Linked DNA regions of Homo sapiens: region 2 is linked to region 1. A link is an interaction called in ENCODE POLR2A ChIA-PET data of the cell type or tissue named here. Cell type or tissue: HepG2. All regions are shown on one strand. Each heading gives the region's core, and the rest is flanking DNA. Links, peaks and the distances in the headings are about the cores only. Region 1 holds the start of HPR (haptoglobin-related protein). Region 2 holds the start of PKD1L3 (polycystin 1 like 3, transient receptor potential channel interacting).

The links. ChIA-PET counts read pairs that join two places held together with the same protein. Peaks named below come from ENCODE experiments on the same cell type or tissue, not always from the same donor. Only the 100,000 strongest peaks of a DNase experiment are listed, where the experiment ranks them.
Region 2: POLR2A ChIA-PET joins it to region 1 with 7 read pairs; 2 of 35 experiments call an interaction of 5 or more read pairs at or near these places.

The regions. Positions count from the first base shown.
Region 1 is chr16:72,060,412-72,064,804 of GRCh38, forward strand. It overlaps HP (haptoglobin), which reads left to right. Exons shown (of 7, transcript NM_005143.5): 7 at 1-644. The coding sequence ends at 479. HPR (haptoglobin-related protein) reads left to right here and starts at 2,815. Exons shown (of 5, transcript NM_020995.4): 1 at 2,815-2,849. The coding sequence starts at 2,845. In HepG2, for the core only: no CTCF peak of the experiment used is centred there; DNase peaks (open chromatin) are centred at 2,675 and 4,220; H3K4me3 peaks cover 1,423 bases.
Region 2 is chr16:71,998,607-72,002,938 of GRCh38, forward strand. It overlaps PKD1L3 (polycystin 1 like 3, transient receptor potential channel interacting), which reads right to left and starts at 1,796. Exons shown (of 30, transcript NM_181536.2): 1 at 1,078-1,796. The coding sequence starts at 1,372. In HepG2, for the core only: no CTCF peak of the experiment used is centred there; no DNase peak of the experiment used is centred there.

The DNA of each region.
Region 1 (4,393 bases), core at 245-4,244:
GGCTCATCAAACTCAAACAGAAGGTGTCTGTTAATGAGAGAGTGATGCCCATCTGCCTACCTTCAAAGGATTATGCAGAAGTAGGGCGTGTGGGTTATGTTTCTGGCTGGGGGCGAAATGCCAATTTTAAATTTACTGACCATCTGAAGTATGTCATGCTGCCTGTGGCTGACCAAGACCAATGCATAAGGCATTATGAAGGCAGCACAGTCCCCGAAAAGAAGACACCGAAGAGCCCTGTAGGGGTGCAGCCCATACTGAATGAACACACCTTCTGTGCTGGCATGTCTAAGTACCAAGAAGACACCTGCTATGGCGATGCGGGCAGTGCCTTTGCCGTTCACGACCTGGAGGAGGACACCTGGTATGCGACTGGGATCTTAAGCTTTGATAAGAGCTGTGCTGTGGCTGAGTATGGTGTGTATGTGAAGGTGACTTCCATCCAGGACTGGGTTCAGAAGACCATAGCTGAGAACTAATGCAAGGCTGGCCGGAAGCCCTTGCCTGAAAGCAAGATTTCAGCCTGGAAGAGGGCAAAGTGGACGGGAGTGGACAGGAGTGGATGCGATAAGATGTGGTTTGAAGCTGATGGGTGCCAGCCCTGCATTGCTGAGTCAATCAATAAAGAGCTTTCTTTTGACCCATTTCTGTGTTGTGTTCAGTCTTGAGTCTTTTTTATTTGCTCCTTTATGGTCCAGGGTAGTCAGAAGGTATAGAGTCTACTGGGAGTATGGCAGAAAACACCCTAAACCCACTGGAAATCCCGAAGGTGATACAAACTCTTCCACCTTAGGGAATCATGCTCACTGATTGAGTGCCTATTGAATGCTAGGTCCCAGAAAGTTAACTGTTGTCCTTGTTTTACAGACAAGGAAACAGAGACTCAGAGATGGTAAGTGAGTTGCTTAAGGTTACATAGCTATGAAACAGGGAAGCAGAACTTTGAACCCAGGTCTGTTTGATACAAACTCAGAGGTCCTTTCACTGCATGCTGTTGCCTCCTCAAAGTGAATTAGGAGAAAAGGCATGGGCCTGGTTGAGGAAGAGGCTAGCTCAAAATGGGATGGGGAAAAAGTGTTTTAACACAGACAGTACTTCAGAGTTTGGGATCTAACCTACCAGCACTCCAGAAAACAAAAGACAATGATGTAAAGGCAGGATCTCTGGACTTACTGAGTCCAAATCACAGAATGGCCCATAAATTTGCTAAGTAATTTAGGTTTCCTGGCCATCAGTTCCTGGTCTCTTCCATGAAGGACTTGAGCCAGGCGATGGCTAATGTCCCTATCAGCAATAACCTTCTGGTATTCCATAAAGAGTGGGGAGGTAGAGTCCCTGCATCAGTAGAAGCTGCTTTTCCTACTGGGAACAAACCCACCCTGCACCAGGAATCAAATGCAGGCTGTCTGAGCCTCCTCTCCTGATGGCAGGTCATGCTATTAAGGGTCTCCCAGAAGAAAGGTTCTGGAACTCTGAGAAACAGAAGCTCTTCTAACAGAACTTTTTCTTGCTATAAGCTTTCAATACCACCAATCACCAGTGCACCTTCTTCTCATGCCAAAATACGGCCCCTCCTTTGTAGGGTGTAAAACGACACTGATGTCACTCTCTCTCACCAAGGTCTGGCCATCTCTGTGAAGCTCTCCTCACAGGCACCCTGCAGATTCATCAATAAACTTCAACAGGTTAGCGCCAGTAGGCCAATAAGATGCACACTTATATTCTAGAACCTGTGAAAGAAGTAATAGCCAGAAACTGGAAAATAACAGTCAAACTCTTAAAAAAATGCCTCTCAGAACACAGTCACTTACACCTTTTCCTCTGGTAGTTCTCTTCAGCACCAAGTTTCCTGGAAGAACAAGCTACTCCCCAGTTTTCTTAAAGAATTGTCTGATTGTATTAAGTAAGTGGCTTCTGGTAAAATAATGGTAAGAGAAAAGCTCTGGCATTCTCTTGATCACTCATCTTCTCTGCCTTCCTCCCTAGCAACATCTCCTGGCCTCAGCCTGTGGGCTTCAGCAACACCAAACTCCATGTTGCTCTCTGACAAGCCCGGCCGTCTCCAGTTCTTGGGCTTTATTTCCTCGGGGGCCCTCTGCTGAAATTCCCTTCCCCTTGCTGTATTAGCACCTCCTACCCGCCTTCAACATGCAGGCACTGCCTCCTCTAAGGAGCCATCTGTACTTACGTAGCTGTGAGCATAGGATGGGGCATACAGCAGGCACTTAACAAATACTTGTGGAATGGAAAGAAACTAAGATAGGATCAAAAATACAAATCAAGATGTGAGAGAAAGACGATCAAAAGCCCTCACGAGGGGGCTGGGCGTGATGGCTCACACCTGTAATCTCAACACTTTGGGAGGCTAAGGCGGGTGGATCACTTGAGGGTGGGAGTTTGAGATCAGCCAGAGCAACATGGAGAAACCTCGTCTCTACTAAAAATACAAAAAATTAGCCAGGCATGGTGATATATGCCTGTAATCCCAGCTACTCGGGAGGCTGAGGCAGGAGAATTGCTTGAACCTCGGAGGTAGAAGTTGTGGTGAGCTGAGATCATGCCATTGTACTCCAGCCTGGGCAACAGGAGTGAAACTCTGTCTCAAAAAAAACAAAAAACAAAAAAGAACACCACGGGAAAATCAAGTGTGAAGCAAGAGCTCAACTCTTAACAGGGGCAATGTTTGGAGTTTTGTTACTGGAAAAGATAGAGACCTTACCAGGTCCAAAGTTTGTAGACACAGGAATTACGAAATGGAGAAGGGGGAGAAGTGAGCTAGTGGCAGCATAAAAAGACCAGCAGATGCCCCACAGCACTGCTCTTCCAGAGGCAAGACCAACCAAGATGAGGTGGGTCCACAGCTTTCCCTCCTGCCTTTCCTCTGGTTCTTTATTTCAGTCTTTTTTGCATACATTGGTACAGATGCAGAAATAGAACAAAGAAACAGGGCAAATGGGCTAAATTATAGTGAACCAAAGGGCTTAGTGTGTTAAATCTTCTCCTTTTCTGCATCCATAGAAGACAGTGCTGCTGTCTTTCCCAGGAGATAAGATTTACTCTCAGGAGTGTCTTTTTCCTTGAGGTTACGTTTTTGTCTTTGTAGGGTATGTCATCAGCTCCCGTGGTAGGCTTCCTGGCATTCGGAATATATTTACTAGCAGATATTTTCCTCTTTAAAAATGTATAATAAGAAAGACTAATAGTAACACATTTGAATGACACAATTAATTGACTAGTACTTGGGATACACACTAGTACCTGGGATACATCTAATTAAGACACTTAGATCTTAAAAAATAAAAAGACTTTTTGAAATGTTGAAATAATAAGACTAGAAACTTTTTTTTTTGTGAGACAGAGTCTCACTCTGTCACCAGGATGGAGTGAGTGGCGCGATCTCAGCTCATCGCAACCTCCCCCTCCCCGGTTCAAGCAATTCTCCTGCCTCAGCCTCCCAAGTAGCTAGGACTACAGGCGTGTGCCACCACGCCCAGCTAATTTTTGTATTTTTAGTAGCGATGTGGTTCACCATGTTGGCCCGGATGATCTCGATCTCTTGACCTCGTGATCCACCTGTCTCGGCCTCCCAAAGTGTTGGGATTACAGGTGTGAGCCACCGCACCCTGCCTAGAAACTATTTTAATAGAAGCAAATAGTGCCTGAATGGTGGGCGTCTGTTAGCGAGATGGTGAACTGGCAGATGGCGCCTGTGTGTCAATGCCCATGGCCACCGTCCTGCTTTCAGACACCAGTTCTCTTCCAGGTAACCTTCTGGCATTTTGGGGTTTGAGATACCATTTCCTAAAGGTGAATTATCACAAAATACTAGAAATAACCACATAAGTGTTTAAAATTATTGTTAAATACAGTAAGAAATTCTTCTTCAAAAGTTTAGCCTGCTTAAGTTTCCTTGTCCTTTGTTTCCTGCTTTCAAGGCCAGACTTCCTTACTCTCTGTGTTTCCCCTACCCTGGTAAACAACCTTCCTGCCAGTCCTTACCCATACAGCCCACATTCCACATCTGCTACCCACTCTGTGATTTACCTCTCCCGTCGCAATAGCCTCTCCCACCAAAACTGATCTTCCCGCCTTCCCACCAGTGCAACCACATTCCTGCACTTTGCAAGTTAGCCAACCGGGTTCGGATTGTGCAGTCCAACTCCAGCCAATGGAGTCAGGACACAGTAGCAGGGACAAGCTGCGTTAGACATAAAAACCTCTGCTTTCCTTTGTTTAGGGTGCTCTCGTGGCAACCAGACTTACCAGGAGCTCTATTCTGCAAAAGTAAATTTGCCTTGCTGAGAGACCCTTTGTCCTTTGGCTCAGTGTTGGTTCTTCTTTGCAGCACCGAGCATTTGTTTCCAACAAATTTGGTGGCCCATACAGGGAAAAC
Region 2 (4,332 bases), core at 1-4,000, 62 kb before region 1:
CGCCCAGCTAATTTTTGTATTTTTAGTAGAGATGGGGTTTCACCATGTTGGCCAGGCTGGTCTCGAACTCCTGATCTCAGGTGATCCATCCACCTCCACCTTCCAAAGTGCTAGGATTACAGGCGTGAGCCACCACACCCACCCTGCCAGGCATTTTTTAAAAGTAAATATGAAAGCCAAATTTGACTGACTTCCAATAGATAAAAATGTAGAATTTCCTCCCATACATTATAGTTTATTTTTTCATATGTGTTCCTTACCACAAGGCTTAGTATTACTTTATCTACACGTTAATGAAGATGATGAGAATGATATAATAATGGCTTGGATTTGTCTCTAAAACTTCAAGATTATGGTGCATAACTTTGAAAACACTTTGTAAGGGCCGGGCGCGGTGGCTCACGCCTGTAATCCCAGCACTTTTGGAGGCCGAGGCGGGCGGATCACGAGGTCAGGAGATCAAGACCATCCTGGCTAACACAGTGAAACCCCGTCTCTACTAAAAATACAAAAAATTAGTCGGGCGTGGTGGCGGCCACCTGTAGTCCCAGCTACTCGGGAGGTTGAGGCAGGAGAATGGCGTGAACCCGGGAGGCGGAGCTTGCAGTGAGCCAAGATGGCACCACTGCACTCCAGCCTGGGCGACAGAGCGAGACTCCATCTCAAAAAAAAAAAAAAAGAAAAAGAAAACACTTTGTAAGAAAGACAATAGGTAGATACTCTTCCTCTTAGTTTTGTGTTAGGAAACTTAGAGATCAGAATAATGAAGAGATGTTTATTAGGAAAAAAATGACCATCAAAGTTTCTGTCTTTGGAACGTAGCATAATTCTTTTAGTGAAAGGTCAGGTAAGTTAACTTTAGATGGGTTCCAGGAAAAATTGCATCATTTTTGCTAACAGACAAATCAAAGGCTGTCGCACAAAATGGAAATATTTCAGAGGAAAGATGGTAATGAAGTAAAGTGACTGGTTTTTCTGTCTACAAAAGCAGAAAGATTAAGATTTTCTTTTTTTTTTCTGTCCCAGAATAAAATATAAGGAAGTTTCCTTCATAAACACTGAACCCCAGGGTCTTACCTGGGTATTTGTTGTCTTGATGCTTTTTCAATGGCATTACATTTTGCCCAATCCACCACTTCTTTCCTTCTTCCAGATAGTCCCGGATGAGATCTTGAACTTCCTTGTTCCAAATATGAGCTAGGAATCCTCTCTGCACATGACAGTAATGCTGTGCTTCCTCAAAGCTGCATTGAAATCTGTTAAGCTGGTAACAATTATTTTGCCCATGTGGTGCTGGGCTGTTTAGCTCACTTCCTAGAATAATACTTGTTCTGATGTATAACCAAAGCCAGCTTCCTCCTTTGAAGAACATTTTCTCTGAATTGTAGCAAGAAAAAGTGTGGGGGTTTAGCAGCTGCCTGGTCCTTTAAATATATATATTGGCGGGCTTGTCTTATTAGTATTATTCTTTTATGAATTGGGAACAATTTACCAAGGATACAAAAGGTTTTGTTTTGAGGACCCAGGTGCAGGTCCTACAAGCTGAAAACAAATAGCAGAGATCAATAAAACAATGGCCCTTTTTATCTGGGGCCCCACCATCTGTGTCTACCTACCGAATATGCCTTTAGCAAATAGAGATCGATTATAAAGCTGAGTCTAAGCTGCACTGGGTAGAGGATGATGAATATCTAACATCTAAGTTAGTGCTGCTAAAAATTAATAAGTGTAGCTTTTTCTTTTCTGAGGCAGGGTCTCATTCTGTTGGTCAGGCTGGAGTGCAGTGGCATGATCTCAGCTCACTGCGCCTCAACCTCCCACCTCAGCCTCCTCAGTAGCTGGGGACTATAGGAGTGCACTACCATGCCCACCTAATTTTTTTTTTTTTTTGAGATAGGGTCTTGCTATGTTGCCCAGGGTGTTCTTCTGGGCTCAAGCCATCTGCTCACCTCGGCCTCCCAAAGTTCTGGAATTACAGGTGTGAGCCACCACACTCAGCCACATTTTTTTTTTTTTTTTAAAGAAAGTTATTCTTGCAGATCCCCTAGGATTGATTTTTTTTTTCTTTGAGATAGAGTTTTGCTCTTGCTGCCCAGGTTGGAGTGCAATGGTGTCATCTCAGCAACTTCTGCCTCCTGGGTTCAAGCGATTCTCCTGCCTCAGCCTCCCAAGTAGTTGAGGCATGTGCCACCACACCTGGCTAATTTTGTATTTTTAGTAGAGATGGAGTTTTGCCATGTTGGTCAGACTGGTCTCAAACTCCTAACCTTAGGTGATCCACCCACCTCGGCCTCCCAAAGTGCTGGGATTACAGACGTGAGCTACTGCACCTGGCCTGACTTTTTAAAAAAATAAATGTTATTGTGTATATTTAAGGCACACAGCATGATGTCATGGGATACATATAGATATTAAGAAGGTTACTATAGTAAAACAAACATATCCATCATCTCACATTAGTTACCCACTTTTTTTTTTGTTTTTGTAGCAAGAGCAGCTAAAATCTCATCTAGCATGAATCCTGTCTACTGTATGGTTTTATTACCTGTAATCTTCAGTTTGTACACTAAATCTCTTGACTTGTTCATCCTACATCTCTGCTACCCCCAGGACTGATTTAAATTACTGTATTCTGTCTCTTAAGTACATGCAAACAGAACTAGGCATAAATGCTATTTTTTTTTTATGGGGTCTCACTATGCCACCCAGGCTGGAGGGCAGTAGCATGATCATAGCTCAGTGCAGCCTTGAACTCCTGGACTCAAACGATCCTCTCACCTTGGCCTCCCAAACTGCAGGTGTGAGCCACCGTCCCTGGTCCATGAACTTTATCTTAAAACTCTTACACGGTCATAAAAACAAAACAATATTAAATGGAAGAATGAATACAAATTAAATACAAACAAAACTGAAAATCAATGAGATCCAAGTTTTGCCAAGCTAAATGGCAGATAAACAGGGCTCTGGCCTACGACTACACAGGTTCCTTTGAATCTGGCATGCATGCTATTTTATGATATGGGGAGGGTTCAGTTCTGATACCACGTTTCTTTATTTGACTCACACACACACATACACACACAAAAAAAACCTTTGTTCACACAGCAGGTCATTTGGTCTCCACCTGTTGCATATCCATCACGTGTATTACAGCTCGTTCTTTCTTGGTGCCAAAAAGTGATCATAAACTCAAACAAATGTGGGCACTGAACTGCTTGGTAGGTTTCAGGGTTAAGATGGTTATCCAGATAGTCCAAATGATGCTTATGTTACTCTAAAAATCAGTACAGAAGTGGTCACCAAAATTATGAAATTCTCTAAAACACAGACTGCAAGAATACATCCTGTTTGAAAAACACTGCAGTAATCAGCCAGGCGTAGTGGCTCACGCCTGTAATCCCAGTGCTTTGGGAGGCCGAGGTGGGCGGATCACTTGAGGTCAGGAGCTCAAGACCAGCCTGGCCAATATGATGAAACCCCGTCTCTACTAAAAATACAAAAACTAGCCGTGCATGGTGGCGCGTGCCTGTAATCCCAGCTACTCGGGAGGCTGAGGCAGTAGGATCACTTGGCAGTAGGTTGGCAGAGGTTGCAGTAAACTGAGATTGCACCACTGCACTCCAGCCTGGGGGACAGAGCAAGACCCTGTCTCAAAAAAAAAAAAAAACAATAAAAAAAAACCCAAAAGAAAAACACCAAAAACACTGCAGTAATCAAATGAAAGATAAATACAGTATGATCCTCCCTTTCATAAAGTCCAATTAGGGAAGAAAAGGCATAATAATTGTAATTAATATAGGCAGTGAAAAGTGCCAGCCCAGAGGGACAGCTTAGGTGCTGCTGGGAAGGTTCAGATAAGGAAGAAATTACTTCCAGCTTTTGGAATGAACATATTAAGATGGCAATATTTAGACAGATGAAATGGACATCTCGACAGAGGAGTCGATGTGAATAAATACACAGAGGTGGGAAAGTGGAAGGTATTGATAAAGAGAAAGAAATACTTGAGTGTGTGTGTGTGTGTGTGTGTGTGTGTGTGTACATGTAGGGGGTACTTGGTGGAACAGTAGTAGGAACTGTAACCAGAAAATGGGAGAGTTTCAAATGCCAGAATAAAGGGCTTGCAGTTTATTTGGAAGGTTTCTGAGCAGAGTAGTCCACCCTTTCAAGAGTTTGTGACAATGGAATCATCTGGATGTGGGATGCTTTTGTTTTCAAAGTTCACAGAGCCTCAACTTCTAAACATCTTCATATACATACATAAATAAATGCATGATACATCCACACATATGTTTCAAGCTTTTTTTCCAGATTAAAAAATGATACTTTATT